Regions from separate parts of the Mus musculus genome. Here all the other regions are linked to region 6. Evidence: chromatin loops called from intact Hi-C (ENCODE). Cell type or tissue: heart. All regions are shown on one strand. Each heading gives the region's core, and the rest is flanking DNA. Links, peaks and the distances in the headings are about the cores only. Region 1 has its middle 4.0 kb from the start of Gm46567. Region 2 has its middle 79 kb from the start of Gm46567. Region 3 has its middle 5.8 kb from the start of Gm52263. Region 4 holds the start of Hes1 (hes family bHLH transcription factor 1). Region 5 overlaps Gm26562 (a long non-coding RNA gene). Region 6 has its middle 26 kb from the start of Gm32796. Region 7 holds the start of 4632428C04Rik (RIKEN cDNA 4632428C04 gene).

Region 1 (4,311 bases), core at 77-4,076, 130 kb before region 6:
CCATTGGGAGTCAGACGGTGCAGATGCCATCCATCTGAGGCCAGGCATCCCCTGCCTCTGGTGTTGGTTAATTTCCCAACAGAAGACAGCTTTGACTTAAGGATGGCTGTCACCCTCAAAGCTTACTAAGTTATTCAGAGTTTAAAGATGAGGAATCCAGGGGGACAATCTACACCCAAAGCCAGTGGCTGAGCAGTCGTGCCTCGATTCCAACCCACTCGATCAGCTGTGCCCCTGCCTGGACACTATTCACAATAAGGGGAAAGGCTAGCAACTGCATAGAGGGCTTGCTGGAAGAGGAGCAAAGTGCTTGACATTTGACATGCATCTTCCTGTAATCCCCACAGCAACACTGTGAGATTGTTCTGACCCACATTTACACTCACAGGTGAGGGTTACGATGCAATCCACAAGGAAACATGCCCATGCGAGGTCATGTGGTTACTGAATACAGGAGCTGGCATTCCGAGCAGTGTGCCTGCCTCTCTGAGTTTCTAACCATGCCCCTCCTGGGCTGAGCAAAGCAAGATATGTCCGGTAATTAAACCCTGCTTCTTGTGGTTCTTCTGCCCTAGAGAAGAACAACTCTCTAATTGGGAAAGGGCACAGCAAATGCACTGTCAGGTTACCAGAGTTTTCCAGAGTCTTGGCCTTGACTTTGGCAGTTAAGGGATCAGTTTCCGGGAGAGGAACAGGTTCGGGCAGTCTGATTTAGAATGACTCAGTCTGCAAGGACTGCGCCAAACTCAATGAATTGATTCACCTGTGAGATAATTCTGCCCAGAAAGATTGTAGCTAAGAGCACTGGCTTTGGAGTAGGAGGCAGCTGTGTTTGAACTTCTCTTCCTCATGGCCCAGCTCTGTGACCCCAGACATCTTAGTCACTCTTTCCCACTTACCTTCGGACACTGAATAATGACATCTCCTGTGATGTCTGAGCCTTAAATAGAATGCTGTACATGAAATGGCTAGTGGAGTGGTTGGAGCTTAGTGCTTGCCCAACACATGGCAATTCTTACAATCTTTGTTAAGAATTGTGTTTGGAAACTAGGTTTGGCCATTGGATAAGATCTCTTCTGACCAGTAGGTAGTCCCTTCCCCCCTTCACTCACTCACACACACACACACACACACACACACACACACACACACACACACATCTCGCTCAGAAGGATACTGGAAGCCCTCAATTCAATGGAGGGGCCATAACTGTACTAGTGGCACCCACGCCTTTCCATGTCACCCCAAAGCATTTCCATTCAAATGTCTAATGCTGTTTCTGGACTCAGAGCTCTGTCTTCCCCTGGACAGAGCGGCTCAGAGCAACACTGACCAGCCCTGACCTCTCTGCTAACTTCCTGTGGTAAACTCCGGTTCTCCCTGTGAGGCCCTGGTCACATAGACCTTCGCCTGTGAGACTATATCATCTGCCCAGGGACTGACCACATGCCAACCAGGCATCAGCACATCTAGCCTAAGGAGTCCCAGCCATGAGAAACACAGCTGGTTTCTCTTTCTGAGGTTGAAGTCTATTGGGACAAAAAGCAGGCACAGAAGCCAACCCAAGTCATTCCAGCTCCTGCCAATTGTCAGGAGGAATAAAAGCATGATGTGACAGAGAGCCCTGGAGGGAGAAGTGACTAGAAAAGGCCTCTCTGAGGAGGTAGCATTTAGCCTGAGGCCTGAAGGACAAGGGGGAGCCAGCCCTGCCAAGATCTGGGAACACGGGGTTCCTGGCATAAGGAGCAGCTTTTCCCTTCGGAGGAGGGAAAGAACTCGATGTGTTTCTCATGATCCGACCAGGATGGAGCAGATGGTGGAAGAGTGGGGGAGGAAGAACCGTGGCTGTCAGAGGCAGCCTCCCTCCTCTGTGCACCGTTCGCCCAGCTGGATGTTTGATGTGAGAATCAGACTCCTTGACATTTATTGAACACCTACTCTGTGCGGAGCGCTGTGCGGGCGCTTTCTGTCTTCCTCCTTATTAAATCCTCCATCTTCCAACCACCTCTCTGTTTATGCAATGGCTCCATGGATGCCCTTGTCCTAGGTGCTATCATTAGCTCTCTGTGGGGGTCTGGATCTCTCTGCCCATCCCCCACTCCAACTAGTCCCTAAGCTCCAATTGTCAGGCTCCTTGGTATCTCAGCACATCAAACTAAAATGGTGTGGTCATGCGGAGGCTGAGGCTGTTCCTCACTCTGTTGCCTGCCGGTGGATCCTAACCGGGATACCTTGTCTGGCCTCAGTGGGAGAGATGGTGCCTAGTCTGACAGGGATTTGATATGTCAAGATGGATTGGTACCCAGGGTGAGTCCGTGTCCCCCCCCCCCCCCCCCCCCGTCTTAGAGGAGAAGGGGAGAGGGAGTAGAGGAGGGGCTATGTGAGGGGGAACTAGAAGGAGAGGGGGGCTGTGATCGGGATGTAAAGTGAATACATAAATTAATGGCAAAAGAGTAAATGTTCAAAGGAAACAAATGTCCTTTAGGAAAACGTGTTAAATAATGCCCCAGTTACACACACACACACACACACACACACACACACAGGTACTGTCCTGCTTGCTAAGTTCCAGACAATATGCACATTCCTTGTCTTGGGCAGCTTTAGGAGTAGGAGAAGATAAGAACAGAAATGGATGCTTTTCAGATTAAGTTTGTAGACTCACACTGGGCTGCCATGGTTGATTCGGTACCTTCATGAGTGTGGTATAGGCTGACAAGTTTTTGGTGTTACACACAGTGGTCAATCTAACCCTTTATGTGTTAGTATCTACTATAGAGGGTAAGAATCATCCCAGGCTGTCCTCCAGTGGAACAAGGTGGTCTGGACAAGCCATGTAGCCTGCTTAGAACTGGAATGACCCATCTGTCCTACACCTCATCGTTAGGAACCTACCCTGAGCTCTATAGACCCTGCGATAGAAATCCTCTCACACGGAAAGATGGAGTCAGCGTCCTGTGCTCTTTAACTAAAGAACTGTAAGGTCGACTGTGTACAGGCTTTCACAGAAGTACCAGAAATATGTATATGGGAAGAAGGTGAACTTTGAACTCTAGTATGTAAGTAATAGAAGAGAAGAGGACCTCAAGTATGGTTTTCATCTTTTTTTTTTTTTTGAGCATACAATTATAAAAAATGTGAAAGAGAAAGAAAGAAAGAAAGAAAGAAAGAAAGAAAGAAAGAAAGAAAGGAAGGAAGGAAGGAAGGAAGGAAGGAAGGAAGGAAGGAAGAAAGAGAGAGAGAGAGAAGGAAAGAAAGAAAGAGAGAGAGAGAGAGAGAGAGAGAGAGAGAGAGAGAGAGAAAGGCTGAAGAAGGACTTGCAGCAATAATAGGGAGTGTGGCCAGATAAAGGTATTTGGAGACTGTGTGGGAGATTATGGATGTTAGGGCTCACAGCAGTTGGCTTTATTCACCAAGGGAGCAGGCCCTGAGGCTAATGAGAAGTACAGAAAGTGAGGGAGGTATGTGGGGTGAGGGTGCAGAGCAGGACTGTTGCTATGGAGATGATAATCAACATTTACCAACCCAAGACTCCAGAAGCCAGAGAGCACTGAGATGTCACAACACGTGGAAGAATACGGGCCTTGTGGTGGATAAGACTCCACTGTAATCTCTACCGTTGATTAGCTGTGTAACTTGGATCAAGGCACCTCGGTTTCTGACCCTGTTTCCTCAATTGCACAATGGGGATCACAATTTCTAAACCTCAAGCTGAAATCTGTAATAAGATGAGCAAACCCTCCTTTTACTGACTCTGAGAATCCAGGCCTTTCTCCAGGCGTTCCCTGTACGTGGTGCAAGGACTTCCTCCCTCCTCCTGTTAGCAAATGACCTTGGGCAGAGTTTGAAGGCCACGGGACACCCAAAGAAGCTATCCTTCTAAGGAAAATCATTGTCTAGTCTATAAATAATATGGCCATGTTGGGTGAGTGATGAACCTTGCTATTTTAGTTTGATTCCCAAATTTTCTAGCTCCTCTCATCAATTATTTAAAAAATAGTTTTCCTTTTCATAAACACTGCAATCTAAATCTACACCCTTACCAAAACAGGCAAACACTTAAGAAGAGCACATGTGAGTGTCCTACCCCCGGTTCCAGGCACTCTCCCCAGAGCTAATACTACTAAGAGTTTCTGCGAACTCTTCCACAATATATTATATACATAAACATATATGCATATCTTTACATTACACCTGGGCATGGACTAGTGGTGAATGCCTGTGGCCTGAAGCAGGAGGATCAAAAATTCAAGACTCCATAGTGAGTTTCCAGTCAACATGGGCTATCAAGGGAGGCCCTGTCTAAAAAAA
Region 2 (4,311 bases), core at 214-4,213, 210 kb before region 6:
AAATGTTCTATTTGATTCTCCTAGTCTCCTGGAAGGGCAGCCAGCATGAAAGTCACAGGAAGGATAGAATAGGTATTTTGGGGGTGGGAGTGACATCAAACAAGAGTGGCAACAACTGGAGCATGATTAAAATCATCACCTTAGTAGGATACACAGTTTAGTAGGACATTTGGTCTAGTTGGCTTTCGAAGAATGAGGTGGTCGTTACAGCAGAGGTGACTCACTGAGCCCCATAGGGCAGTATTGAAGCATCACCAGGTTAGAAACCAGTTCCTTAAAATGGAGCTCACTGGGCTAGTCAAAGCTTTCCCCTCCCTTTACCTGGGCCCTTCTTTCGCCAGCACATCTTGTTCTAGAGTAAGGAATAACTATTACAGGCAAATTTTCTATTCCTCTGTTCTTCTCCCAACAGTCAGAGGAGCACCAAGTGCCCAGGACCAGGAGTTTAGCATCAACTGGCTCAAAACCAGGGACCAAATTAGAGATGAGTTTCCTCTCCAAATCTGAAGGGCCAGGGACACTCAGGAGCAGAGAGCCAGAGGCCAGTCATCAGGGGACTCACTGAGCCATGCCAATCTCAGCATTCCACAGTTTAAATACCATATTTAGACTTAAATGTTTGCTTTGTGAGCCAGGCTGGCCCAGGCTCCCAGCAGAACGAATGAAGAGATAGCAACAGACTTTGTTGGGAGTGGGGAAGTGAGGATATATCCAAATGTAGGGTGAGAGTCTTTCCCCTCATGTCCTCTGAGCGCTGTTGGTACTAGAACAAAGCCATTAGAATCTTTGAAAGGAGGCTGCTCTTTGGTCCCAGACCAGGTGGTGAACACTAGACAGGTATGCTGAGATCTGAGTGCAAACCTCCTGAGTGACCTGGGATGGTTTTCCTTAGGAAAAGGCCCAGAGGCCAGGCTCAGAATCACCTGCCTGCCATTAGCCTTGGAAGAGATCATCCCACAGATGCCATCTCTCCCCACCAACTTGGCAGTCTAGTCCTGTGTGAGAAGCTTAGGAGTTCTCTTGGATCAGATGAACTGCACACAACAGCTTTCTCTCTTCCTGCAGAGGGAAGCCAGTGACCCCCAAGAAAAGGACTGTGGCGTACCCCCTCACTCCTCTCCAGACACATAATAGCAGGCACAACAGTTTTCTTGATACTGCCCTTATATCTGCTCCTGTTTCTTAGGAAAAGAACTCAGGTCATTAGGAGAGGAGACAGGACTACATTTCCAGCCATTCTTGCGGCTAGAGTGGTCAATGAGATCCAAGCAGAAGTCCCAGGTGGTCTGTAAGGGGGCTGACTTATTGGATGGAGCACCATGGTGACCCTTGCATTTTGGCACGTTCTTTCTGGAAAGCACTGAGAAGGCAGGGGCTTACATGGTCATCGTAGTCCGTGAAGCAATAGAGCCAAGAGAAAGGCGTGCTCTAGGATGCTTGGCGATCCTGTGGACTGCAGCCTCTCTACAAATGTCTTCTTAGACATCTTTGCCAATTATGCCCCAATTTGGCAAAAGTCTCGGTGACTAGGATTTGGTTGGTCTAGGCCAAGCCGACTTCCCTACACATACTCAAAAGTGAGCCCCTGATGCCTGAAGACACACATGTGTCAGCTGTGGGCTAGGGGGTCAAGCTGATGCTAGGCTTAGCAAGGGCAAGATGATAAACAGCAAGCGTCTGTATTTGATAAACCGTGTCGCTTTACACATACCATGGACCCCTTGGGAAGCACTCAATCTATAGCCTGTTGGGGGAACTGACTAAATTAATTTAGTCTGTGCCTTAAAACAACAGTCTTAAAAGAAAGAAAAATTCACCTTAAATTAGGGATCAGTTTGAGCCTTCTGGCTCTGAGCTAGGAGCCAGAGATGCCCTGGAGGCTGGGGGAACAAGGGGGGAGGAGAGTGGCTTCTTGGGCAGCCTCTTTCAAGTGTCTCCATCTTTGGACCCATAGGGGGCACTAAGGAACTGTGGATTTTGTCTCCTTTCTGGCAGAGATTTGTGTTAAGACCTCAAGACCTTCAGTCATCCCTAGAGGAGCTGTGGGAGAGGGACAAGGGCTAGCTTGGAACAGCACTAGGTTCTAGTAGGTGGATTGAAGCCTCTCACCTCCCATCATGCTTAAAGATCTAAAATGTTAAAAAAAAAAATCTGATTCAAAAGTCCGAAGACAAAACCACTGACCCTTCAACCCACCACAGGGACAGCTGGACGCTTTCCTCCCGACCCCCATCTTAGACTAGGAAGAGGCCTGGGAGACCACTCATTTGGCAGCTGAACACAGGAGGCCCACAAGACTAAGTGATTAGCACAAAGTGAAGCCAGTCAGAAGCCGCTGCTCTGGGACAGTAATCTTCCTGCTCCAACTCCCAGTCTAGCGTTCTACACCCCCCCCCCGCACCCCCCTCCCCAGGCCCTCCACTGCCTGGGCCACATTTGTTTTCTTTTCCGGGCCCTGGGGGACTCTGGCAGGGCTGGGGGTCTGATGTGAACTGGAATCTGTTCAATTTCACCTCTCATTGCGCCTGCCAGCTTGCCAGCTCCGCTGACGGAGGCAATTAGAACCAGACATCCCACAAGGGCATTCCAGGAAGCTCTCTTAAAATTCCACAGCGGCTGGGGACTTGCCTTTTCCTGCAGGGATCATCTGGTGTGTAAATAGCAGCTAGTTGTGTAAGACAGGAGATGGGAGGATGGATCACGCGCATGCACAACACACACACACACACACACACACACACACCCACACACACACACACACACACACACACACACACACCTCCCAATACACATTCATCCAGACAGAGAAACATAAATAATCCCAGCAACCCTATTACTTTTAACCTCCTGAAGGGAGAAGTTAGGAATTTACAGGCCTCCCCGGGGAGCATCTAATTGCTTGCTTCCGGGGATGGCTGCTGTGTTTGCCTTGGACGGTGGGTGGCAGGGACGCTGAGGATCTAGGGCAAGACATCCCAGGCTCTCTTCTACCCCCTGCAGATGGCTATTCCCCCACTCTCTCCCCTGAGTTCTCAGGGGTAGGCTTATAGGGGTTGGAGGTCAGTTTAGCTAATACGGAGTCATATATATCTACCCGTGGTCTCGATGAAGCCACAAAGAGGAAATGGTAACGTGAAACTCCGACTCAGAAGTTGTCCGTTTCCTCTAAACCCACTTTAAACCCCAGCATTGGAAGCAAGGGCCCTGGGGCCTGGGGCCAACGGGAGCCCTGTTTCCCCAGCTTCCAGTTTCTCCCTTGTCACTTGAAACCTTGCTTTGGCCAACAATGTGCTACTGTGTAAGTAGACCCACAGAACCTTTTGTGGAAGGCACTGAGAAAGGGCTTAAAGGTATGGGGAAGACAGCTGGGGAAGTTATGTCTACTTCCTCTCACCCTGGGGGTGGGGGGTGCAGCTTCTCATAGGGACTTAGCCAAGGCTAGAGGGAATGTCCTTCTGTCGTGTCTACATTCCCCGAACTGTAGGGCCCATCTCTGTTCCTCAGCCTGGGGTGCTGTCATCACCAGAACACAGCCCCTCCCAGCCCCTCCTCTAACACTGGATATTGGCGTAAATATCATCTCTGAGTAGGAACAAAACAATTCCTAAGAACTAAACCAGCGTTTGATTACCACGAGGTTTAACAGACAAGCCGACCAACCCAAACAGCCTTTACAAATATGTCCTGGGTTTGGGGATGAAGTGGTGACTAATCACCAACCCATGGGTTTAGGGGTGTTTTCCTTTTGAAACAGGGTCTTCACTGTGTGTCCCAGACTGAATCTTCCTTCCCATCTCACACTCCCAATGCTGGGGTCACAGATGTGCCACCAACCCTGGCTCCCGATCCTGCATTCCGTGACATGTTACTGATTGAGTTTTCCTCGCTGCTTTCCGTTTTCCAGTGATCCGTATTTCATGACATCTCTTAGGTCTCTGTCTGTGTTCCAGATGCAGCTGGAATCACCAGACCGGCACTCAGGGCGGGGGAGGGAAGGGTGAGGATTCATTGAGCCAACTGGCTGGTGGTTTTCGTGTTGGGAAGGGAAAAATTGATTTATCTGCTCACTCGACTCCAAAGACTTAACTAATGTTGAGTATTGTGTAGGGCATCGAGGAGAGGGTGAAGGAGGAGAGGGACATAAGACTTCATCACGAGGAATTCAAACTTAAGGGCTGGTGTGTGCCTCTAACTAACTCTAATATAGAGACCAAGTCCTACAAGGGAAGGAGAGATGTCTTGAGGTCAGGGCAGAGGAACTCACTTCTGCTGACAGTGAGCAAGGAAGGGTTGCTGGAGGCAGTGACACTG
Region 3 (4,311 bases), core at 90-4,089, 64 kb before region 6:
CTTCATAGACATGAAGAGACAATGTAGTTGGGTTAGAAGAGGGCAACCTGCCCACTGACCGGTAGACTGAAGAGCTCAGAGCTGGAAGTCAAAAAGGTCCTAGCAGAGACCTGAGTAACTCGGCAAAGTTATCTGAGCCTCAGTTGCCTCCTCTATAAAATGGGATGAATTCTTTCACTGTTGTCAGACCAAAGACACTAATTGACAGTCTAGCAGTCTACAGCTGCCACACTTCCTACCATAAGCAGCCCCTCCCCCGTGCCTTGAAGAAGGTTTTCTCAGCAGCCCCTGATTCCAGGTGGGCATGGAAAACAACCACCCGAGAAAAGCCGACCTGCCCAATATGCTCAACCTTGACTTTACAGAAACCACAGGAGCTGTACTTGAAATGTGCCCAGAGGAGACAGTGCTGTGGTACCGGCTGTGAAGACCGGAACATCAGGCTCAGAGACAAGTATGTTCGGATGATTTACAGAGCATGAAGAATGTTAAGCAGGTATCAGCAGTTGCAAAGGGACAGTTGATGACAGCACATGGCACGTACCTTGTTTCTGTCTTCAGTTAAGGAGCACCAGGCTCAAGCCAGGGGCCCTCAGGCTGATTCTGCCCTTTCCTGGCTCTGGGTCTCTGTCTGTCTGTCCATCACAAGATGAAGGGACAAGTGGATTTTGAATGACTCCTACCCCCCTTCCTATCCCCAACTCCTGACAGGCTGAACTGTTCCAGAAATCAGTTTAGTCTTCTCCAGTCTGTTCATGCAGGGAGCCTGACTTCAGAAATGTCATTGATGAAGTGAGTCTGGGGAGTGGCCCGAGAACTGAATTTCTAAACGTTACGCCTTGGCCAGATGCTTTAATCTGCCTACAGGCAGGCAAAAGTGGCATTGGTAGGATGCCAGGGTAATGACTGAGTCGGGTCAGCTTTCTGCTTCCTCTGCCCACGGGAAGGCTTTGCAAAGGGGCCCGGATCAGAGCCACATGGGAAAGGTCTCAGAGGGTGAGAATCCCAAGCAAGACGACCATTCCCAGGCACAGCGCAGGGCACACTGTACTTGTTGGAATGTAGAGTAGGCTCCTGCCACCGATAGTTCCCAGAGCGTAGAGTGGTTTAAATTCCACAGAAGGGTTGGCGAGATGGCTCGGTGGTTAAGAGCACTGGCTGCTCTTCCAGAGGACAGGGGATTCAATTCCCAGCAACCACATTGCAGCGGACAACTGTTAACTCCAGGTCCAGGTGACCCAACCTCTCACGCTGACATACATGTAGGTAAAACACCAATGCACATAAAATAAAAAATAAATTTAAAAAATTCCAGTTTTTTTTTTTTTTAATGTGTACATACAGGAAGGGTGGGACTGTCTCAACTCCTTGTGTGACAATTTTCAGCTGGCTGGACCCTGCTGCTTTTAACTTTGGGCTGCAAGTTGTTGGATCTCCTCCTATGCACACCTTTTTTTTTTCTGCTGTCACCTGGTGACATCTAACTTGAAGAAGGCCTAGACAGTCTAGTTGTATGTCCAGGAAACCAAAGCCATTGTGTATGCTAGGGAACTGCTGGATACTTCCGCTACAGTGTGATTCATCATTCCCCCAAACACTGTTTCTGGACACCTCTGAAGGAGACGCCACCAGTAGCCCCCCACGCAGAGCACACAAGGAAGAAAAGGAGTTGCTGTTATCTGGGAGTGGCCTCTGAGGTTCTTTTTTTTTTTCCTGGAAGCCAGCTTCACTCTAAAGAAGTAACAAAGAAACCAGAACCCCACTGTGAAAAGGGGCCTCCACCTCTCCCACTGTGGCTTGCAAGGAAGCAGACATGAAGGTTAGGAGTGACTGACTCCCACAGACAAGTCTCAGGCCTCCCAGTGTGAAGTGTGGAAAGCCCCTGGCTTGCCCTAGCATTGCCCACAAGCATGGGTGCCTCCTCCAGCCCCATCTCAGATCTTCTCTCTGGCAGGCACCGATGCACAGACTCTTCACACTGCCTGACACCTCGGCTCTGTGCCCGACCTGTGGGCCACTTTAGGCTGGCGCTGCTGGTAGGGAGCTTGAGCCTGGCCCAGCCCAGTGGCTTTGAAGGGATTTCATCACCCCGACTGTGACTTGGCCAAGCGCCTGGGAGACTGTGGAGCATCGTGGCCCCAGGCTATCTGCTTTCACTGGGAGAGGCCCTCCTCTCTGAATAGAAGAAAACCTGGATGAGGCTGGGTTCCCCATCCCTGCAACCTAAGAACTACCCCCAGGACCGAGCCATCTACCTTCACCCTACTTTCCCAAGAGACAGAGACAAGATGAAGGGCCAGAAAATTAACACGGGGACAACTTGTTAATGATTTTATTGCAGGTTAAATAAAATGTCACAAATAAAACTACAGGAGACCTTTTTTAACCTTACCGGCTGTAAATACTCATTAACTCAATTACTATCAGCAATTAAGGCCAGTTTGGGAACAGTGGCCTGAGACAAAAAAGACATTATCATCCTGGGAAATGAATCCAGAATAAAGGGAATTTATTCCACCTTGGCTAATGAGCAGCTGTATAGGGATGGAAATGAAGGCCTTTGCCTCGGAATTGCTTTTGACCGTTGGGGGGTTGGGGGGGGTAGAGAAAAGGTTCGGCTCTACGTAAAGCTCTTGGAAGGACATTAGGGACATTGTTACAATGCAAATGAGGAAGGCCGTTGTGTTTGGGTGGTTTATGGGTTTAGTAAAAGGAGTAACATTTCAATTAGTGGGGAAGGAATGAGAACCTGCCTCAAAGAGGCTTAATTGGCGACTTGGCATTCCCAGGGGACTTTGAAGTAGCACCCGAGCAGGCAGTTTTCAGAAATGGGTGGAGAATAGAATACAGCAACTTAGGTCCCAGGCTGGGGATGCTGGAGGCAGATGGAGATGCTGTGAAGGTACCATCCACAGCACTAAGCAGATGCCAGCCACATGCAAGTGCCAGCTTTAGCTCTTGGGGCTCCCGGATGGTGTCCCCCATGCCACCTCACCCAGCTCCCCTGACGTCTCCAGGAAACCATCTGGCTTCAAGGGCTGTAACCCTAACCTCACCACTATGGAATTCCTTTTTTTTTCCCCCCTCCTCAAGAATCCCTTTTGCTTTGAATTGAATTCCTGACTGCACAGGGTTATGGGGGAGGGTGTACTATGGCAAATGAAGTGTAGTGGTGTGTGTGTGTGTGTGTGTGTGCGCACATGTGTGCATCTCTGTGTGGGTATGTTTGTGTGTGTGATCACACAGATACAAGTAGGTTCAAAGTCGGCAGGATCTGAAGACTGAGAATTCAGTGCAAATTCCTCTCCTTTAAATAGGTGGTACTGAGGGCTCTTTTCAACCTGAGAGACTACAAAGGTACCTGACCCGTGAGATGCCTTGATGGTTTCTCTCTCGCTGTGGCATCCATCTCCATGAGCTTGTCTATGTGGCTTGTCTATACGGCTCACATAGCCAGCCATCTTGACTAAGCTAAGGCTTTCTTTTCTTTTTTCTGTCTTCCTTCCTTCCTTCCTTCCTTCCTTCCTTCCTTCCTTCCTTCCTTCCCTCCTTCCTTCCTTTGTTCCTGTCTTTTGTATGTGTTGTTGTTTCTTTGTTTGCTTTTCGAACAGGGTCTCTCTGTAGCTCTGGCTGTTTTGGAATCTGGCCTCTAACTCAAAGGTCCAGCTGCCTCTGCCTCCTGAGTGCTGGGATTAAAGGCACGCAGCACCCTATCTAGTGAGGTTGGATTTCTTGCTCGAGCCCCTCATAGATGATGCCAAACCTTTCCTCCACTCCTGAGGAACTATGTTATGTTATGTTATGTTATGTTATGTTATGTTATGTTATGTATGTATTTATTTATTTAATGAATATGAGCACTCTATCTGCATGTACATCTGCAGGCCAGAAGAAGTCATCAGAACACATTACAGATGGTTGTAAGCCACCATGTGATTGCTGGGAATTGAACTCGGGACCTCTGGTCGAACAGGCGGTGCTCTTATCGACTGAGCCATCTCTCCCTCCCCCAGAGGAGCTATTTCTAAAAGTTTACAGAATTATTTGAAATGAAGTTTGAAGGGATAAGAGAGAGGAGCTTCCCAAGGCCCAGGCTCCTCATCGGAGCAAGTCCCCCAGGCTCTGGGACACAGAGGATGGACCCATAACTCTTTGATTATTTTACTTGAAGGAAGACCAGTTAATCCCCCACCCAGGTCAGCAGCTATAAATGTTGACAAGATTTTGCTTGAGGCCTTATTAAGAATCTCTAAAAGCTATTGTCTCCAAACACACAGAGCCAGGCTTCCTCTTTCCATCTCTCTTCTTCCG
Region 4 (4,311 bases), core at 245-4,244, 120 kb after region 6:
AGGGACCGGCCCACTCTGCAGCATATATATATTCTCTCTCTCTCTCTCTCCCTCTCCCTCTCTCTCCCTCTCTCCCCAAAAGGCAAGTCAAACACTGAGGTAAAGGTTTATCTGCAAACTCTGGGGAGGGCTGTCCTGGCGGGTAGAAGAGAGGCTTAGAAGATAAAAATGGTTAGAAGCCTGTGAAATAATAGACAACAGCTCGCCCAGGGCAAACAAGTTTCTAACTCAAGTCAGTGGAGTGTGTGGTTAGTGGTCAGGTAACCTGAACCAAGTAGGTAGCATGTCAGCCTACCTGTGCCACTTAGGAGCCCTCTCTACTAGTCTGATTCCCTTAGATGGCCTGTGTCTCCAAGCCCTGCAGTCCGCTCTTGACACTTTCCTCAGGGTCACCTAAGGAGAGCCCTGATGTCTTTTCTCCACTGCGAACCTCCTTTGTGGCTCTTCATTGTCTTAAGGGAAGGTTCAGAGTCCTTCATAAAGCAGGATGCCCAAGGGTCTTGTGTGTGGTGATCTCAAATTTCTTACATGTCCATTTACACCCGCTGTGAGTGTTCTATAACTGAGGACATCAGGTTCTGTGCCTTAAACGCCATCGGTAGCTCCCTTCCTCTCCATCCCCATGACTCAGCATATTTCCAACACCTCAGCCATATTTTTCTGAGGTACAGAATACAGATCCTCTCCACCAGTAGCCCTACTAGAAGCTTAACGTATGACTAATTGTTCTGGATTCTCTACATCCTTTTACTTCTGTCTACTGCCTCTTTTAAAGGCACTCCCAGGGGAATCTTGTGGGGAATCTATAGATGGCAGCCATACCACACAGATACCTGGCAACGAGCTTTCTAAAGGCACTGTTAATGAACTACACCCGATGAAGGCTTCATGACCTAAAGGCACCCCTCCGGATTCAACCCCCCGCAACACGATCTAAGCCCCCAAAGGGAAAAACAGAATCCCCAAGCATTGTCCAGAAAGCCCGGTTCTGTGCGCCCCTGCAGTAGGTTGGAGAATAAATACTCCGTGGGAGCGGCCACTCTATCTCTCATCGTGGTAATCCCAGGGTTTAACAGTGTCTGGCGTTCCATCACAAAGGGGGGTGGGGGGGGCTTGCCCAAGGTCATGCAGTCAAGGAAGCACCACCTCGTCCGGGACCAGAGCTGGAGAAATCTTTCACATGATCTCAGTGGGAGGTTGGGGGAGGGGACGAAGGGACGAGCCGGTGCGCCTTGTGTGCCAGGCCTCCCGGACGCGGGAAAGACTGGGGGCGGGGATCAAACAACGCGCTGGGATCCCGAGCTGCCCCGAGTTCACGGCGGCGGGAAAACTGAGGGGTCTGGGGCACCCGGGTGGAGGCCAGGGCAGGCAGGAGGGAGGCAGGCAGCCGCCCGGGCAGTGCGCACCGCCCGCGCCGCGCGGCAAATCCCCCAGGGAGGCCGCCGCCAGAGCCCTGGCGCTCCCGGCCCGGCGCCCGCCACGTGGCACCCGGCGGCGGCGGCGACTCCCGGCGCGCAGCCCCGGCCAGCCGGCAGCACGCAGCCGCCCGTCTCTTCCCAGCCGTCCGCCGGCAGCCTCCTGGACGCAGCGAGGGACCCGGGGAAGGGGCGGGCGGCAGCGAAGCCGCTGGAACCGCAAGCCGCCGAGCGGAGGCAGGAGGCTGACCCGGCCGCTTCCTAAGTGCGGTCAGGCATCTCGTGACCGCGGCGGGCGCCCGGACCCCTCCCCCGCCGCAGTCACCCGGGTGGTTTCGGCCACGCTCAGATCCCCAAGCCCGGAGTCCCGGCGGGCTGGGGGTGGGGGGTGGCGATGGGGGGTGGGGACGGGGAAGGGGGCCCACGAATTCCCCGATCGCCACCCTTGGGCGTGCGCTCCCTGCCCGGAAGGATTGACCTTGGCCGGGGCGGGGGAAGGGAGGCCAGCGCGGGGGCTCAGCTTTCGGGCCGCCGCCCCCGCGGATTCCTGGCTCGCCCGGGCCGGAGGAGGGGGCCCCGGACACACGGACGCACGCACACACCCCACACGCAGCGCGCGCCAATGAGCCCTGGCCAGGCGCAGGGGGCGGGGTTTTCCCAGGCTCGAGCACAGCAGCTGCTATTTACCTTCTTGGCTTCTCCCGGGGACCAGAGGCGGCCCCCGCTCCCTCCCGGCCGGCCGCCGCCGGCCCCCGCCTCCCTGCCCCCGGGGCGCGCGCACACACACTCACACACGCACGCACACACACACATCCTCTGGGCCCCGGCCGCAGCCGCGGCGGCAATAAAACATCCTGGCACGTGCTCCGACTCCAGGCGCGCCCTCGCCGGCCGGCTGATGTCAAACTGCAGCTCGGCTGGTGGAGCTCTTAAAGGGCTCGCGCGCGGGGCGCCGAGGCCGCCTTGGCCGCCCGCGGGGTGAGGAGGGGAGAGCCCCGACTCCCTTGCCCGCCGTCTATCCGTATTGCCAACTGGGAGCCTGCGGGGAGAAAGGTAGAGAGAGTGGCGGAGGAACGAGCGCGCCCCTCCTGTCGCATTGCTATCAAAGCCCCCCTTGTTCATTTTTTTTTTCGTTTGAAATTCCATTTCCTTTCTGCCCAGTAGGAAATTATTCTGATTGTTTTCTGGAGAAGCGTGAGGTCCAAGGTTGCAATTCCAAGAGAGGAATGAATGGGCTAGAGGGAGACAAGCATCCAAAAGACACCTTGCTCCGAAAACCCTGGCTGTGAAGGCATTTGGGGGGACGGTAAGGGCATGTTTAGCGTGTGGGGTTTAGTATCTCCCCAACCTCATGAGCAGTTTTGACTCCCCTAAACATACAGAGTTCGAGCGGGAATTCCGGAAGACATTAGAGTAACACATCCTCTTTACCTTGTTCCCTCCTTTTTTCAATCACTAAATTTTGTCTTGGCCTATATCTGTTCAAAATATTTTTCAAATGAACTTATTATACAAAGTAGTTATATTGCATGCAGCAAGAACAATAAAAACCAAAGGCCTGGCCACAAAAGAAATAGACTAGACTAAAACTAAGCAAAGCCCAGAGGAAAGAGTTAGCAAAGGGTTAAAATCCTTTTGATTGACGTTGTAGCCTCCGGTGCCCCGGGCTCAGGCGCGCGCCATTGGCCGCCAGACCTTGTGCCTAGCGGCCAATGGGGGGGCGCAGTCCACGAGCGGTGCCGCGTGTCTCTTCCTCCCATTGGCTGAAAGTTACTGTGGGAAAGAAAGTTTGGGAAGTTTCACACGAGCCGTTCGCGTGCAGTCCCAGATATATATAGAGGCCGCCAGGGCCTGCGGATCACACAGGATCTGGAGCTGGTGCTGATAACAGCGGAATCCCCTGTCTACCTCTCTCCTTGGTCCTGGAATAGTGCTACCGATCACTAAGTAGCCCTAAGACATAATAAACCTTCAACTGCTCAGTAGTTTTTCTTATGAAAGTCAAGTAAAAGGACGTAAGCAAAAAAAAATTATTTTTTTTTTGCGTGAAGGATTCCAAAAATAAAATTCTCTGGGGACTGAGAAGAAAAAAAAAAAAAAAACGAAAATGCCAGCTGATATAATGGAGAAAAATTCCTCCTCCCCGGTGGCTGCTACCCCAGCCAGTGTCAACACGACACCGGACAAACCAAAGACGGCCTCTGAGCACAGAAAGGTAAGACAGTACCTGCGTCTAGAAATTAAGTGGGTTGTGCACAGCGGGACTCCTTTTACTTTTCTCTTAAAACCTCGGGGTGAAATGGCAGATCCCGTGGGAACTCAGGACCTCTTTTCTCCCCCTTTGCAGTCATCAAAGCCTATCATGGAGAAGAGGCGAAGGGCAAGAATAAATGAAAGTCTAAGCCAACTGAAAACACTGATTTTGGATGCACTTAAGAAAGATGTAAGTGAGCAATGCTTTTTTTTATTTTTAATTACGAATGGAATGGCATTTCCCAGGCACAAAGAACTAAGCTCTTAGCCTGCTGCATGTGGATCTTACCCCGCCAGCACTACGTTCCCACTGGCGGGAGAGAGGCCGCCGGGCCCTGGGATGTGGGACATGCGGGCGGGGACCTTCAGAACTCGGAGGCAGCTGACAAGGAGGACTGACTTTCATCCCTTGTTTTTTCTGCGCAGAGCTCCCGGCATTCCAAGCTAGAGAAGGCAGACATTCTGGAAATGACTGTGAAGCACCTCCGGAACCTGCAGCGGGCGCAGATGACCGGTAAGGACCGCGCGTGCGTCCCCTCTCTGCGGGTGTCCCTCTCGGCCCGCGGTGATTTCTTCCAGACTTCCGCCCGCGGTTGTGAGAGGCATTCAGCTACATTTTACTGCCTTGGCTCACTCCGCGTTC
Region 5 (4,311 bases), core at 66-4,065, 240 kb after region 6:
AAAGACCATGTATAGCTTAGTTGGATCAATTTGCATGACAGGTCTCTAATGGCAGATGTATAGCAAGCTAGCCCAGCAGTAGCTCAGTACTAGGAAGAAGTGTGGAAACTGAAATGCCTCTAGGCTTCTGTTCTTAGGGGCAACAGAAATGCTCAAAACCATTGTAGCAATGATTATACAACATGTGAACACCTTTGAATTATAATCAAAACCGGTCAGTTACATACTTGGTGAATTGGGTCTCAATAAACCTATTAAAAGCCAGACAGCAAATTCAAGAAAGCTGATGACCCCCCCCCCCCCCAACCAGGCAGGACATGGAGCAGAGGAGATGGGTCAGGAGGGTTTCCAGCTTGGGGTCTAGAGAGATGGAGAAAGAAGAAGGGGCAGCTATGAAAAGGTCATTTTGGATAGAGTGAGTTGGGATGCCACACAGGAGCCCTCTCTGCAAGCTTCTGTGAGCCCAGTTTCCCAGGCTAAGGCGTACCGCACAGTGAGTGACCTCTCCCTGTGCCCAGGACAATAGAACACAGGCAGTATCGCAACCTCACTGTTAGGACACAGTGGGTGACTTCCAGTAGCATTGAGGGGAACAATTCTTGTCATTTCTCCCACCCTTGTCACTGAACCCCAAACTTTACATATATTTGTCATTCTGCTGCAATCCCCTGCAGCTGGAGTCACCCCACATTTCACAAGGGAACAAAGATGAGAAAGATGAGTTGCATGCTGGAGTTCAAAACAGCTTATATATTCCTTCAGGGTGATAGCACTGAGTCACATCACACTGTCCCCACATGGGGATCAGAATGAAGTACAGGGGGTGGTACCTAAAATGATCTTACTGCAAAACTAATTCATCCGTTTATTCAGTTGTTAGATTCATTCTGACTCTTAAGTACATAGTAAATTCAAGGGTAGCCTGGGCTACGGAGACTCTTATCTCAAAAAACAAAACAAAACAAAAACAAAAACAAAACAGTTTTGACTTGAAGCCAACAAATAATTATCTGGTGGGCCAATTCTGGTCCACTGCCTGTTTGGTGGATTAAAGTTTCATTGGGACACAGATATGCATTGTCTATAGCTAATTTTACACTCCCACAGCAAAAATTGAGTCATGGCCACCAATAACATATGTCCCACAAAGCTTAGCATGGTTACCAGGTAGGCTTGGTAGAAAACGTTGCCGAGCCCTGGTCTAAAGTCAGAAGCAAAGAGGCCATAAAGTAGACTCAAAACTGGATTGTTCAAACTGCAAAGGAAAACTGTGAGGGAACCTGAAGTGACTAAAGCCACAAAGAGTGTCTCCCTTGGGATGACAGCAAGCAGCGGTTGCCAGCCCAAAGCACATCCCGCAGGTGAGCATGCTCAGACAGATAGATGCTCATATATTTTGAAAAGAAACCTCTCCGTTCTCTTTCTAGAGTGACAGAAGTCACTGTGGTCACCCAGGTTCTGCCGCTGCTCAGTTTGTGTGGCCTTGAGTCACTCTGCTTACCTGGGTACCTGACACCAGACATCTCTTCCTGGACAATCAGGCTGTGAGGGGACTTGTGAAAAGCCTAAGTGTTCTATGATCCGAGATGCCTTCATGACAGTTACATGGAAGTATACACTGACCGCTTTCAAGAGATTTACGTATATAGGCAGCCCTGCGTGTAAATCGTCTCTGTCCCTGGCCGAGCACGTTCAGTTTTCAGTAATTCTCTCACAGCACAACTTGAGACCCTTGAGGAGTCCCCCTGACAGCCAGGAATATGTGGACATCGAAGCCTTCTGAGACAGAGAGCAGTGTAGCTCCCAGAGGCAGAGGCAGATGCAGCTGGGAAGTGGGAACCAGCCTGGGTTTGCAGGACTGAACCACCAACCCCATCTTCCCTGGAGCCAGCACAAAGGGTTCACAGCATATCCTCAGCCAGCTGGCCCAGTCCTGGTAAACACCTCGTTCCCTGCTCCCTCGCCCTTCCTCCAAGAAACACCCCTTCTGCCTCAGCTTGGAGGATGCTTTTCGGCTTACACCCTTGAACCCACAACCCAAGCTCTTGGGGGCGGGGGGCGGGGGGGCGAATCCTGACCCAGTCAGCGTCAGCACAGCCCGCAGCACCTGGCTCGCTTTCCTCTACTCAGAGGCCAAACCCTCAGACACAAGAGAAACCAGAGCTGGCTCAGCTGGCCAGCACACAGGCTTCCTGTCCAAGTGTTTGCGGCTGGGCTTCCTGCTGGCGGAAGGGTGGCCTGCAGCTCTGCTCTGACATCCCCGGGTGGCGGCCAGGCACGTCCAGCTGGCACCCGACAGGGCTGCTGTGGCTTCACTCCTTGCAGCTGTCAGTTGGTATTCCCAGGGACGCTGGGGTCAGGCTGTGAGAACTGTTCAAGGGATCCTTTGCGAGCAGAGGAAACCGTGAATAAGACCCCAACGTGCAGTTCAGGCTTGTCCCAGGCAGCCAGCCAGAGCATGGTTCCCAGACATGCCACACTCCAGACGGATGGACCCCTGGGATTTCCAGAAGCCCACCTCTTCTATCACCTGTACACCTCTACCTGTGTTCCATTGTGGGTACACCATACAGCTTCCTTGCACCCCAAGAATGCTGGTGACAGAGTCCAGGCACCAAGACAATAGCCCTATCCTGGCTTTGATCTCCCCATCCTGAGGGATTTACCGCTGTGGAAAAATCAGCTACTCTGTCGCAAATGGAAACCAAAGAATGAAAATATCTGCTGGGCCTACCATGTTTACTCCCCCACATTTCAAGGGCTGTGACATAGAAAATGAAGCTACATTCATTCCAGAAAGATCCACGGAGTTGGTCCAAGCATGGCAGGGAGGCAGAACTCAGTTTTAATAAGGGAAATTATGCTGTCTCATAGAGGGGCGAGCCGTCTGCTACCTGACCTGCCCAACAGTGTTCACAGACTGTTCAGAAAGCACTTGGGTAGATGAACTCAGACCTAGCTCCTGAAGGAACGGCTTTCCCACAACGCCTGACAGAATGCTCCAGAATCTCTTCCAAACAAGGGTAGGGAGGTGAAAGAGACATTAAAAAAAAAAAAAAAAAAAAAAAAAAAAAAAAAAAGGACAGAGGAGGGGCTTGCAGACTTTGAAGAGTAAACTACTCCTTTGAGGGAGGGAGGCAGTGGGCAAGCCAGCTCTTGAATACGTTTGTTGTTTCTGTGGTGAGGATTCCAGGTGCCCACCCCAGAGCGTGTCTGGATGATAACCATGGTCGAGCAGCGAGGACGGACAGCTCTCCTGGGTGGCACTTGTTTACCGGGACAAGCAAGTTCTCTATACGTTCCCTTTGTCATTCATTTCTATAGAAGCCCGAAAATGAGAGTCCCCATTTGAACAAGGACACAGAGCCCGAAGCGCGAGGATAACCACTGCATCTGAGCTGATTCTTAAGTCAGATTGAGTCCAGCGTCATCCACGTATGCACGTCAATCAGCCTGTCTCACAGCCTCCGCAGATCTCGCTGTGATGGCCTATCAAAACATCTGGTGTTCCGTTAAGCACCAGACACTACTCTATCTTCTGGAAAAAAAAAATGTGCAGGAAGCAAGTCATCTTCCTAAAATAGTCTGTCCCTTCCCTCCTCATTCAGGACAGAGGTGACATTTGCACTATTAGTGATTAACAACTCCGGCCAACCTTCAAAGGCAGACGTGCTGTTCAGTTCTGGCGAGACATTGGAGGGAAGCTATGTTAACAGGTCTGTGACCTGTTCAGCCTCAGATCCAGGCCCTACCAGCCCACCCTCCACTGCCGCGTCCTCTCTGGCCGGTAGCCTGGAATGACAGCAGCTTCCTGTCTTGTCAGTCTCAGGCTGCTGTCCCCACGTGTCCCTATCACCTTCCACACCCGCATGACTATTCCCTATCTCCTGAGGTTTCGGATGGGTTATGTTTTCAACGCGGACTCTTTCTGGCTCTGAATCAGCGTGACATGTTAAACCTCAGCCCAGAAACAGTCAAAATGGCGGGAGGAAGGAGCAGGTCTGGCTTAACAAAAAGACAAATGCAAGGCCCCGGGTGGAGCATGGGAGAGAAAGATGAGCTACATTGGTGGCTTGTAGGTGAGGTGCCATGTTGGGAGTTAGGACACCCACTCTCAGGCCTGCCTGTACCCCATCCCTTCTCACACCTAGCTTCAGAAGGCTGAGCCAGCCCTGGCAGCCTCTGAAGCCATGACACAAGAGCCCATGCTTCTCAAGTTCATGGGCCAGATCCTATGACTCAGGGCTCTGGGCAGGCCGAGCTTCCATATCCACGTCACCTCCTCCATCAGGACTTGGTGAGAAGGGGCCT
Region 6 (4,311 bases), core at 254-4,253:
TTCATCAACCACAGTTACCAAACACCCCTTGTGTATACAATAGCAAGCCAGGCTTGGGTCAAAGCAAGTATGAAGGGGAGGACTTTACTCCGTCTAGTAACACAGCCCCAAGGCAGGTTTGATTTTAGGGAGACAAAGACTGAGTCTGGGAGGAATCAGAGGAAGAGATCAGATGGTTGTCAGACTTCTGAGGTGCTAGAATTTCAGCAGTTGCAAGCCGAAGGTTCCAGGGCAAGGAAGTAGTCTATGAAGGCAACCCTGTCGTCACAGAACTCAGAGTCGCTGGCCTTCTGCCCTCCCACTCCTTAGAGAAGCAGAAGGTGAACACAGCTTGTCCCCGAGAGTCAATTTTATGAAGGGCTTGTTCTGTCTGAAACACCTACCTTCCCACCACCATGTCTAGCGAACATCTACTTGTGTTAGCTATATTTCTCTGTGCCGTGATGTACTACCTAGTAAAAGCAGCTTAAGGAAGCAAGGTTCACTTGGGCTCCTGCTTTGAAGGAATGCCATCAGTCCATGGAAGGCATGGCCATCTCAGTGAAGGAACAAAGATGAACGCTAGTGTTTAGCTTGCTTCTTCTTCATACTCAGTCCAGGCCCCCAGACCATAGGAGGGTGCTGCTAACATTCAGGGTGGGCCTTCCCTCTTTAGGTAAGCCGCCCTGGAAGCATCCTCATAAGCCCCAGCCATCCAATCTCCTAGGTGATTCTAAACCAGTCAGGCTGACACATGAAGACACATGACCCCTGTTTTCAAGACCATAATACCTCAGTGACCTTCTCAGGCAGGATAATTGTCCTGTTCACCGTTCTCGGTGCTAGGAAGGAAGGGAAATCCAGACGTTAAGTGAGTGGGCTCTGATTCTATTTATTTAGGTTAGTGTGTGTGTGTGTGTGTGTGTGTGTGTGTGTGTGTGTGTGTATGTTTGTGTGTAGGAATCAAACCCTGAGCCAGGACCCTACCACTGAGCTGCACTTCCTGCCTCTAAAGTCCAGTTGAAGTTCAGCCCCTGCCTTTCTGAGTCATTTTATCACACAGTGAAATGTTCTGGCTAGGACTGTCACCTCCCTGAGGTCACCACAAATTAAGGAAGTCAGTAAGACCGAGGCAAGTGCCAGCCTCGGTGCCTGCTTTGGAGCCTTATAACCCTAGGCTGCAGTTACTCTGTAATCCACCCTTTGCGACTCTGAGAGGCCCCAGACCGGAGCTAGTAATTCTGAATTTATCTCTGAAGCGATTAAAGATATTCTCGCTGCAGAGACTTAGTCTTCTTAAGGGATGGGCCCAAATGCACCGGGAGAATAAACACACACGAAAAGAACTGGGAACTGGAAAAGTAAAAAACAAAACAAAACAAAACAAAACAAAACAAAAACCCACAGGGTCGGAGTTGCCAAATTCAGAAGAGAAATGGCTCCTGAGCCCCTTTCTACGGCTTCAGCTGGGATCTGGACGCTGGATTTTCCAGGCTGCCCTGCTCCTGCCCCGTGCCAGGTCACAGCGCGGCCCTCCCACCCACGCGGGCCAGCAGCCGGCCAGGCTGGGCGCGGCAGGAAGGCGAGCCAGCTCCAGGCACCCTGATCCTTAACTGCCGCTTCCAAAGTCCCGGCTGATCCTAATCAGTGTGGGAAAGGAGCGCCGGGGCCCAGCCCGCCGCCGGAGACGCCGCCTCTTTTCATAAACTTTATCGCCGCGGTGCACAGCCCCTGATAAAGCACCATAAATAAACGAGCAGGCCCGAGTGTGCGGCTGGCCGGAGGCTGCCAGAGCGCACGCCCTGCCTCGGCCCGCAGCTCCCGAGGAGAAATGAATCATGCGCCAAGCTCAAGAGGGATCCGAGCTCCCCCCATCCCAGCCCCTGCAATCGCAATGCTATAAATAAGAAGGCAAGCCTCCCCCTCCTTGGCAGCATTCAGGACCACTAGGAGTTTCCTTGTGGCTGCCGGCCACCCTTCTGGCCTGGGAGCTAGGAGTGTTCTTGCTTACCCTCCTGCTTCAGGTCAAGTTCCTTGGGCCTGGGTTGAGCCTGGGCATGTGGCTCCATTATCACAAATTCCTCTGGCTCTTGCACAACACCCCGGCTGGAGCCGGGAAGGGAGGGGCGAAGAAAGGCTTGAAAGTCTCTGATGGCAGGTGATCCAGGGAAGGGGTCCCTTCTGCTTAGATAGCCTGTTCCGGTCAAACCCTAGGAGAAGCGCAGGGGGCTAAGCTCGACCGTGTCCAGTTGACTCAGGCGAAGGAACAGTAAAGATTCTGGTGGATAGGGAAGGAAGGGGGCCTTCCCGCCTCATCCCCCGCCCCGGGAGAGTGTGTTCAAAGGCTTCCGATAAATTATTCAACATCTTTTATCCTTCAGTCCTTAAAAAATGTTTTTAACTTTATTTTTAATTTTAAATTATGCATATGCACGCCTGTCTGTATGTATATATGTGCACGTGAGTCCCAGACCAAGGCATCGTCGGGAGCTACAGATGGTTATGAGCTGCCTCTATGGGTGCTGGGAACTGAACTCAGGCCCTCTGCAAGAGCAGTGTGAACTCTCAAGTCCTAAGCCCTCTCTCCAGCCCCCAGTCCTTGACATTTTTTTTTCTTGGTGGGTCTCTACGTTAGCCAATGGTACCTCTTGAAAACACGCTTGTGGTCTGCATCAGGCTTATGAAGTCGTCTAGAAAGACAGGTGTTTGGCACAACGTGTGCCAGCTCAGCACTAATGCCCAGTTCTCAGGCTTTCTGGTCCAGCTGCAGCCACCTGGCTCTGTGGTCTCCCCGCCTTTGCTTCTCCCTGGGCCAGAGTTTCCTTATGTGTCTGATGCTCTCTAATAGCTCCCCCAGCTTGCCTAGTCTCTGGAAAACACTATCATTCTTCTACACTCTTCCATTTCTGGACTGTCTCACCATAGTTAACTCTGATGAAAAACACTGCTTTGCCTAATTGAAAGAAGCCAGAGCTGGGAGAGACTCCATAACCAATCCCTGCTTGAGGTGAGCACAAGACTGTCCCTCACAGGAACTGCTGTTACTCTGTGGCGGGGGCTGGGGGAGCTAAAATATAAAAGCCCAATAATCTCTAACAGCCTCAACTCAGCACTTCTCTGAGCAAAAGTATAAGCTCCGTTGTGGCAAATGGCTTTGCTTCCTATGGGAGGGAGGCACCGATTGGCTTGAAACATCTATTCCAGAGAGCACTAATGCTGCTTTCAGTGGGGGCAGACTCTGGGGGAGGGGGCAGCCTCTGGTGGCAGAGGACAACCTAAGTGGCCTCTGGCTGATGCTGGAAGAATGGGTCGGGTGCCAATCCTGCTAGTCACGGCTGAGGAGAGGAACTCAGTGAAGTCGGCCATGAACAAAGACCTGCTTCTTCTAGACCCCATTTGTGACACAGTATGTCCCTGGGAACATGCGGCCCCAGACAGCCTTCATTTCCTGCTCTCTGGACAGAAGGGCACTCAGTCTTGTTTCCTTCATTTACATAATGTCAAAAATGAGTCACATTGTACTGTCATTTGTTGAGAAATATTGGCAAGAGGTTCTGATCATGGTTGGAGTTGAGTCCTTAATAAGGAACAAGCCTTGGGCAGGACTCGGGCACTGACTTAGCATCTGCGCCTCAGTTTCTCTATCTGTGCAGCTGGAAGACTTTAGAGGTTTCTTCCCACTCTGCATTACAGTGACTCTGCTGTACATGGGGGTGGAGTGGGGAGGAGTATTTGAGATGAAGCAAGACTTTCAACTTTCCAGAATAGAGATAGGTAAGGAAATATGTGAACATTTTTTTTCCCAAAAATTGTTCTTGCATCTGATTTTGCCTAGTATTATAAAGGTTGGCAATTGTCTTAGTCAGGGTTTCTATTCCTGCAGAAACATCATGACCAAGAAACAAGTTGGGGAGGAAAGGGTTTATTCGGCTTACACTTCCATACTGCTGTTCATCACTGAAGGAAGTCAGGACTGGAACTCAAGCAGGTCAGAAAGCAGGAACTGATGCAGAGGCCATGGAGGGATGTTCTTTACTGGCTCCCTTCCCCTGGCTTGCTCAGCCTGCTCTCTTATAGAACCCAAGACTACCAACCCAGGGATGGTCCCACCCACAAGGGGCCTTTCCCCCTTGATCACTAATTGAGAAAATGCCTTACAGTTGGATCTCATGGAGGCATTTCCTCAACTGAAGCTCCTTCCTCTGAGATAACTCCAGCTGTGTCAAGTTGACACAAAACTAGCCAGTATAGCAATCAAAGAAAACACATCAAAATGTAGGCTTGAACATCATCAGGGACCCAACTTGCTGTGTTAGCTGTTTCAACACTGTG
Region 7 (4,311 bases), core at 157-4,156, 63 kb after region 6:
TGGGCGTCAGTCAATGTCTGCCGCCAGTCTATGGTATTTTAGCAATTGTATATGGATTAATGACAGGGATCTCTCACTGACCTTATCATTATGGGAACTTCATAGAGTGCACTTATACAAAGTAAGATGGGTAAGGTGTCACTAGATGACATACTCTTTTGAGAACCACTGCCATGATGCATCCTGTCGTTAACTGGAGTTTCATTATTCAAAGCTTATAGCGCACCAAATACCACCGAATGCATTCTTTTCCCCCTTTTTTTCTTTTCTTCTTCCTCCTCCCTCTCTTCTTCATTAGATTCCCCAATAGAAAGCAGAGGCTGGCCTCAAACTTGTGATCTTCTTGCTTCCTACGTGCTGGGATCATAGGCCTGTGGCACCACACCCTACTCAGATTTATGTTCTGCAGGTGAGGGGAGAGATTTGAGATGGCAAGATTAGCCTGACCGAGGTCACATGTCTGGGCAATGAGGTTCTGAACCTGTGATAAATGGTATTGACAAGTGTTCATGTGGGGGTGCACTCAATCTGCAGAGTGGCTGTCACATGCAGAATTCAGTGTTGTTCATGGGGGGGGGGGGGTACATAGAAGGGTAGCCCGTCTTTGAATAAGAAGTTGCAGGAGAGAGAAAGACTAGTTAGGCAGGCCATGACCGGTACAGAGCGGGGACAGAAATCAAGTGCATGGGGACTTCAGGAGAGGCAGCTGTTGAACTGGATTAGGTTAGCCTGGGAAGAACCACAGAAGTGAGACCTCATCGCCCACTGTGAAGAACAGGCAGGGAGAAAAAACAGAAACAGATCATGCTGGAGGAGAGCTGGGTACAGCAGAGACCCCACCCAGGTCCCGAGCCTCCTACGGGGGTGGCATACACACACACACACACACACACACCTCGACCCCTCAGAAAGCAGCAGAGGCTGATGCTAGGTGAAGACCCTGGATCCCTGGACCCCGAGGTTTGCCCCCACCCCCATCTGATTTCGTCCCAACTGCCCTGGAAGGCAGCGACACCACAAGGAGCCTTGGCTGAAGAGACACTTGGCCACGGAGTGGAGAGCCAGGCTCGGAACAAGGTGCACTGCGCTGTCTCCAGTCTTGCATGGCTGCCACCCAGAATGTGACTTTGCCTACATCTCCCTGCATGGCTAGGCATTGGAAACCTTGTCCCTGGCTGACTTCTGGACCCATGTGACTCTCATCCAATGACTAGAGGGGAGGCTGCCCCCGCGTTGAGGTGCAGGGCTCTTGCCTAGCTCTCCGGGGGAAGGGTCAGGCAGAGTGGAACCTCCTGTTCAGGGCTGGCAAGGTCCAGACTGGAGCTGTCACACAACCCCATGAGGTCAGTCCCCTGCATAGCCCTCAGTTCTCTGGCCCTTTCCCGGAAAGAGGTCACCGCCCAGGAGCTCTCAGAACAGGGGCTCTCTGTGTCTAAGGCCGGCCTGGTGGAGCAGGAGGATGCATAAGGCCAGCGGGGGCAAAAGAAGGGCGTGCTGGGCCACTCGCTGCGGGTGGCGCCGCAGCCCCGGGTCGCCGGCAGGGACCGGCGTGTGGGCGGAGAGGCGGCGCGCGCTCGGAAGTGGCCCCGGGCGGCCTCCCAGGCGGGCGGCTCCTGTTTCCCGGCTCCCGGGCGGGCGGGCGCGGGCCAGCTGCTGGGAGGTGAGCGGAGCAGCGTTTTCCCACAGTCTGGGGCGGTGACACATGGCGCTCACACATTCCACAGCCGGCGGCCGCGCCAGGCCTGGCGGTGAGTCAAGGCAGCGCGGGGAGCTGCCGAGAGCAGGTTCCGACTTTGGCACCCGGCGCGCCGCCTTCCCGCCTTGCCCAGCCCGGCGGGGGCGGAGGGGGGAGGGGGACGCCGGTTAACCCTTGGCTACCTAGGCGTACAGCAGCAGAGGCTCCGATGCTTGTCCATTGAGGGGGGACAGAGGGGTGGGGGATACATCACCACGGCGGATACCTACACACCCTGTGTTCCTTGTGCGTTCTTTGCTTTTTTTAGACCGGGGGGGGGGGGGGGGAGGGGGTATCTGTAATCCAAACTAGTCTGAATTCATTGTGGCTTCAAACTCCTGGTGATGCTCCTAGTTACAAAGCAGAAAACCAGAGAAGTTGCTCGTTAGAGACGGTGCCACTTCTGGCTTTTAGATTCAGACACGAACTGCCAGAAAGACTGGAGGGGTGAGGGGAAGGCTTTTATCGTTACTGTCCCTTCATCTAGAGTCTCGCTTCTGAGTCTGACCACTGTGGCCAGGCCCAGCTCCCGTGTGTTTATTGACTGGATCAAAAGTCTAGGTCGCAGTTCCTTCTGGCAGTCGTTGTACAGATAGAAGCAAACAGCTGGAAGCCTGCGCGGACAAATGCACACCCACATAACCACACACTTTAAAAAAGGCGGGGGACTGTGACTGTGGTGGGTGTTGTCCCCATGGGAAGGCTGAGCACTCCAACCTTGGCTTCCCTTGGGCGTGTGTGAACTCTACATGACTTCTGCAGCTGTTGCTGCGTGCATCCCCACCCCGATCTGCATCTACCTATTCTGAGACCACACAAGCCCGCAGCTTTCATCAGACTTGAAGGTCCCACAGACCAAGGTTCAAAGTTCGCGCTTTTTTTTTTTTTTTTTTTTTGAGTCAGGGTCTTACTAATGTAGCCTAGGTTGACCCTGAAACTTACAGGAGCGTGCCACCACACCCAGCACCTGGTTTATCATTAAAGAGACTTAGGTGAAACCATCTGCCAGAAGTTTGGGACCTGTAAATGTCACCTCGGTGTCTAGATGTAGTTCAGGTTATCCCACACACACAGCCTTTGCTCTCACTACCCCATAGCACTCACTTGTGAGCCCCCCCCCCCCCCCCGCCCCCGGACCTGCCCAATCGCCATTTGCATCTTCCACAGCTCAGATTCTGTAGACCCTGGTAGGACTTTTCGAACTCTTCTTGGTTGGGGAAATAAACCACCCCTGCCCTGTGACTCAGTCAGTTAAGTGCTCAGTTATGCTAGTGTGTCAAAGGACCAACCGAGATGTCCCCTCTGGAGATCCACAGTCAACGGGGTATATGCTAGGTCATTCAGCCAGCATGAAGCACGGCTCCAGAGGAGACACAGCAGACGCTGATGGCGCCAGTGGACACTGAGAGAAGCAGAGGAAGAGGAAGGTTACTCTGAAGTCCCATGATCTCCAGTTGGGGCTCTCAATCAAGCAATTAGAAAGTCTCCTAAGGAGTTAATTCTATCCTAGTGTGATAAAGGATGAATGGACCAGGTAGGGGTCCTGCCTCAGGGCTCTTGGTCTCATTGCCACCATGATTGGTCAGTTTTCACCCATCTGCAATGGTATAGAAGTGCTACCACACAGCCTACTCTGCTCCAGTTTGCCTCATTCCACACAGCTTGATGGTTTCAAGATGTGGCCACATTGCTGCACATTGTCTCAGGAGGTCATTCCTTTTCGTCCCTGAGTGGCATTCCATCCTGGGTCTAGTGCAGATCACTTCTCAGTCCTCTTGCCTTTAAGTCTGGGCCTCGAGAAACAGAGCTCATTCACACAGGGAGCTTTTGGAGATATATTTCTATTTCTCCTAAAAAATGCCCAGGAGTAGGGTTGTCGGGTCACATTACAGATGCATGGTGGGTAGAGATGAACGGGGACCAGCTAGCAAATGCCACCTGGGCCATCCCATCCCATCTCTGATTTCAGTGATGTTGTGCTGACATCTTTAAACTGGTTATTGTAGGAGAGTTTACAGCAGGAAGCAGTCGGTTCTAGTAATCAGGTTTGCTTTCCTTATGAACCGTCCACTGTTAAAACCATAACAAATACCACCTACTTGCTGTATTCAACCCTTTCTTTCTCTCTCTCTCTCTCTCTCTCTCTCTCTCTCTCTCTCTCTCTCTCTCTTTCTTTCTTTCTTTCTTTGAGACAGGGTCATGTAGGGAGCTACACAATCCTGGCTGTCCTAGAATCCACTATGTAGATCAGCCTGGTCTTGAACTCACAGAGATCTTCCTGCCTCTGCCTCCTGAGTTCAGGATTAAAAGCATGCACCAGCACGCCTAGCCTGTGTTCGACTCATAAAGCAAATGCAGCATTCCAAATGTCTGCATCACCTCCAATCCATCGCCCCACATCCTCTCCTGCATCTGGCATCGTGAAGTTTTTATTTTAGCCATTGTCCTTTGATTGGCATTCTTTGGAAGCTGATGGCAGTAGAGGCCTTCTCCTGTGCTGACCGTGGCTACTTGCACATCTTCTCTCGTAAGGGCCATTTAAAACCTTGCATTTCTCTCTGTGTGTTCTTGAGCAG

Evidence for each region. Hi-C counts contacts between places; a loop is a spot of excess contacts. Peaks named below come from ENCODE experiments on the same cell type or tissue, not always from the same donor. Only the 100,000 strongest peaks of a DNase experiment are listed, where the experiment ranks them.
Region 1: a loop joins it to region 6, with 5 times the contacts of the local background. A loop is called at or near these places in 3 of 42 quality-filtered maps.
Region 2: it touches region 6 in a loop (4-fold over the local background); 11 of 42 quality-filtered maps call a loop at or near these places.
Region 3: it touches region 6 in a loop (6-fold over the local background); 5 of 42 quality-filtered maps call a loop at or near these places.
Region 4: a loop joins it to region 6, with 8 times the contacts of the local background. A loop is called at or near these places in 17 of 42 quality-filtered maps.
Region 5: it touches region 6 in a loop (6-fold over the local background); 9 of 42 quality-filtered maps call a loop at or near these places.
Region 7: it touches region 6 in a loop (5-fold over the local background); 12 of 42 quality-filtered maps call a loop at or near these places.

Annotation. Positions count from the first base shown.
Region 1 is chr16:29,815,435-29,819,745 of GRCm38, forward strand. No RefSeq gene overlaps it. Among named protein-coding and RNA genes, the nearest start is that of Gm46567, 4.0 kb to the left of the region's middle. In heart, for the core only: no CTCF peak of the experiment used is centred there; DNase peaks (open chromatin) are centred at 1,597 and 3,557; H3K27ac peaks cover 1,469 bases; H3K27me3 peaks cover 427 bases.
Region 2 is chr16:29,732,538-29,736,848 of GRCm38, forward strand. No RefSeq gene overlaps it. Among named protein-coding and RNA genes, the nearest start is that of Gm46567, 79 kb to the right of the region's middle. In heart, for the core only: a CTCF peak has its summit at 1,952; DNase peaks (open chromatin) are centred at 2,014, 2,564, 2,924, 3,184 and 1 weaker place; H3K4me3 peaks cover 1,015 bases; H3K27ac peaks cover 1,848 bases; H3K27me3 peaks cover 1,509 bases.
Region 3 is chr16:29,880,745-29,885,055 of GRCm38, forward strand. No RefSeq gene overlaps it. Among named protein-coding and RNA genes, the nearest start is that of Gm52263, 5.8 kb to the right of the region's middle. In heart, for the core only: no CTCF peak of the experiment used is centred there; DNase peaks (open chromatin) are centred at 957 and 1,977; H3K27ac peaks cover 2,816 bases.
Region 4 is chr16:30,062,069-30,066,379 of GRCm38, forward strand. Hes1 (hes family bHLH transcription factor 1) reads left to right here and starts at 3,289. Exons shown (of 4, transcript NM_008235.2): 1 at 3,289-3,630; 2 at 3,763-3,858; 3 at 4,095-4,182. The coding sequence starts at 3,523. In heart, for the core only: no CTCF peak of the experiment used is centred there; DNase peaks (open chromatin) are centred at 423, 2,123, 3,203 and 3,663; H3K4me3 peaks cover 3,848 bases; H3K27ac peaks cover 3,944 bases.
Region 5 is chr16:30,182,868-30,187,178 of GRCm38, forward strand. The region is part of intron 2 of Gm26562 (a long non-coding RNA gene); the gene reads right to left. Among named protein-coding and RNA genes, the nearest start is that of 1700025H01Rik, 7.6 kb to the right of the region's middle. In heart, for the core only: a CTCF peak has its summit at 2,221; DNase peaks (open chromatin) are centred at 2,284, 2,984 and 3,744; H3K4me3 peaks cover 968 bases; H3K27ac peaks cover 1,911 bases.
Region 6 is chr16:29,944,464-29,948,774 of GRCm38, forward strand. No RefSeq gene overlaps it. Among named protein-coding and RNA genes, the nearest start is that of Gm32796, 26 kb to the right of the region's middle. In heart, for the core only: no CTCF peak of the experiment used is centred there; DNase peaks (open chromatin) are centred at 1,098, 1,818, 2,638 and 3,348; H3K4me3 peaks cover 1,556 bases; H3K27ac peaks cover 2,958 bases.
Region 7 is chr16:30,007,388-30,011,698 of GRCm38, forward strand. 4632428C04Rik (RIKEN cDNA 4632428C04 gene) reads left to right here and starts at 1,280. Exons shown (of 3, transcript NR_033631.1): 1 at 1,280-1,343. In heart, for the core only: a CTCF peak has its summit at 1,735; DNase peaks (open chromatin) are centred at 1,514 and 2,404; H3K4me3 peaks cover 1,855 bases; H3K27ac peaks cover 2,111 bases.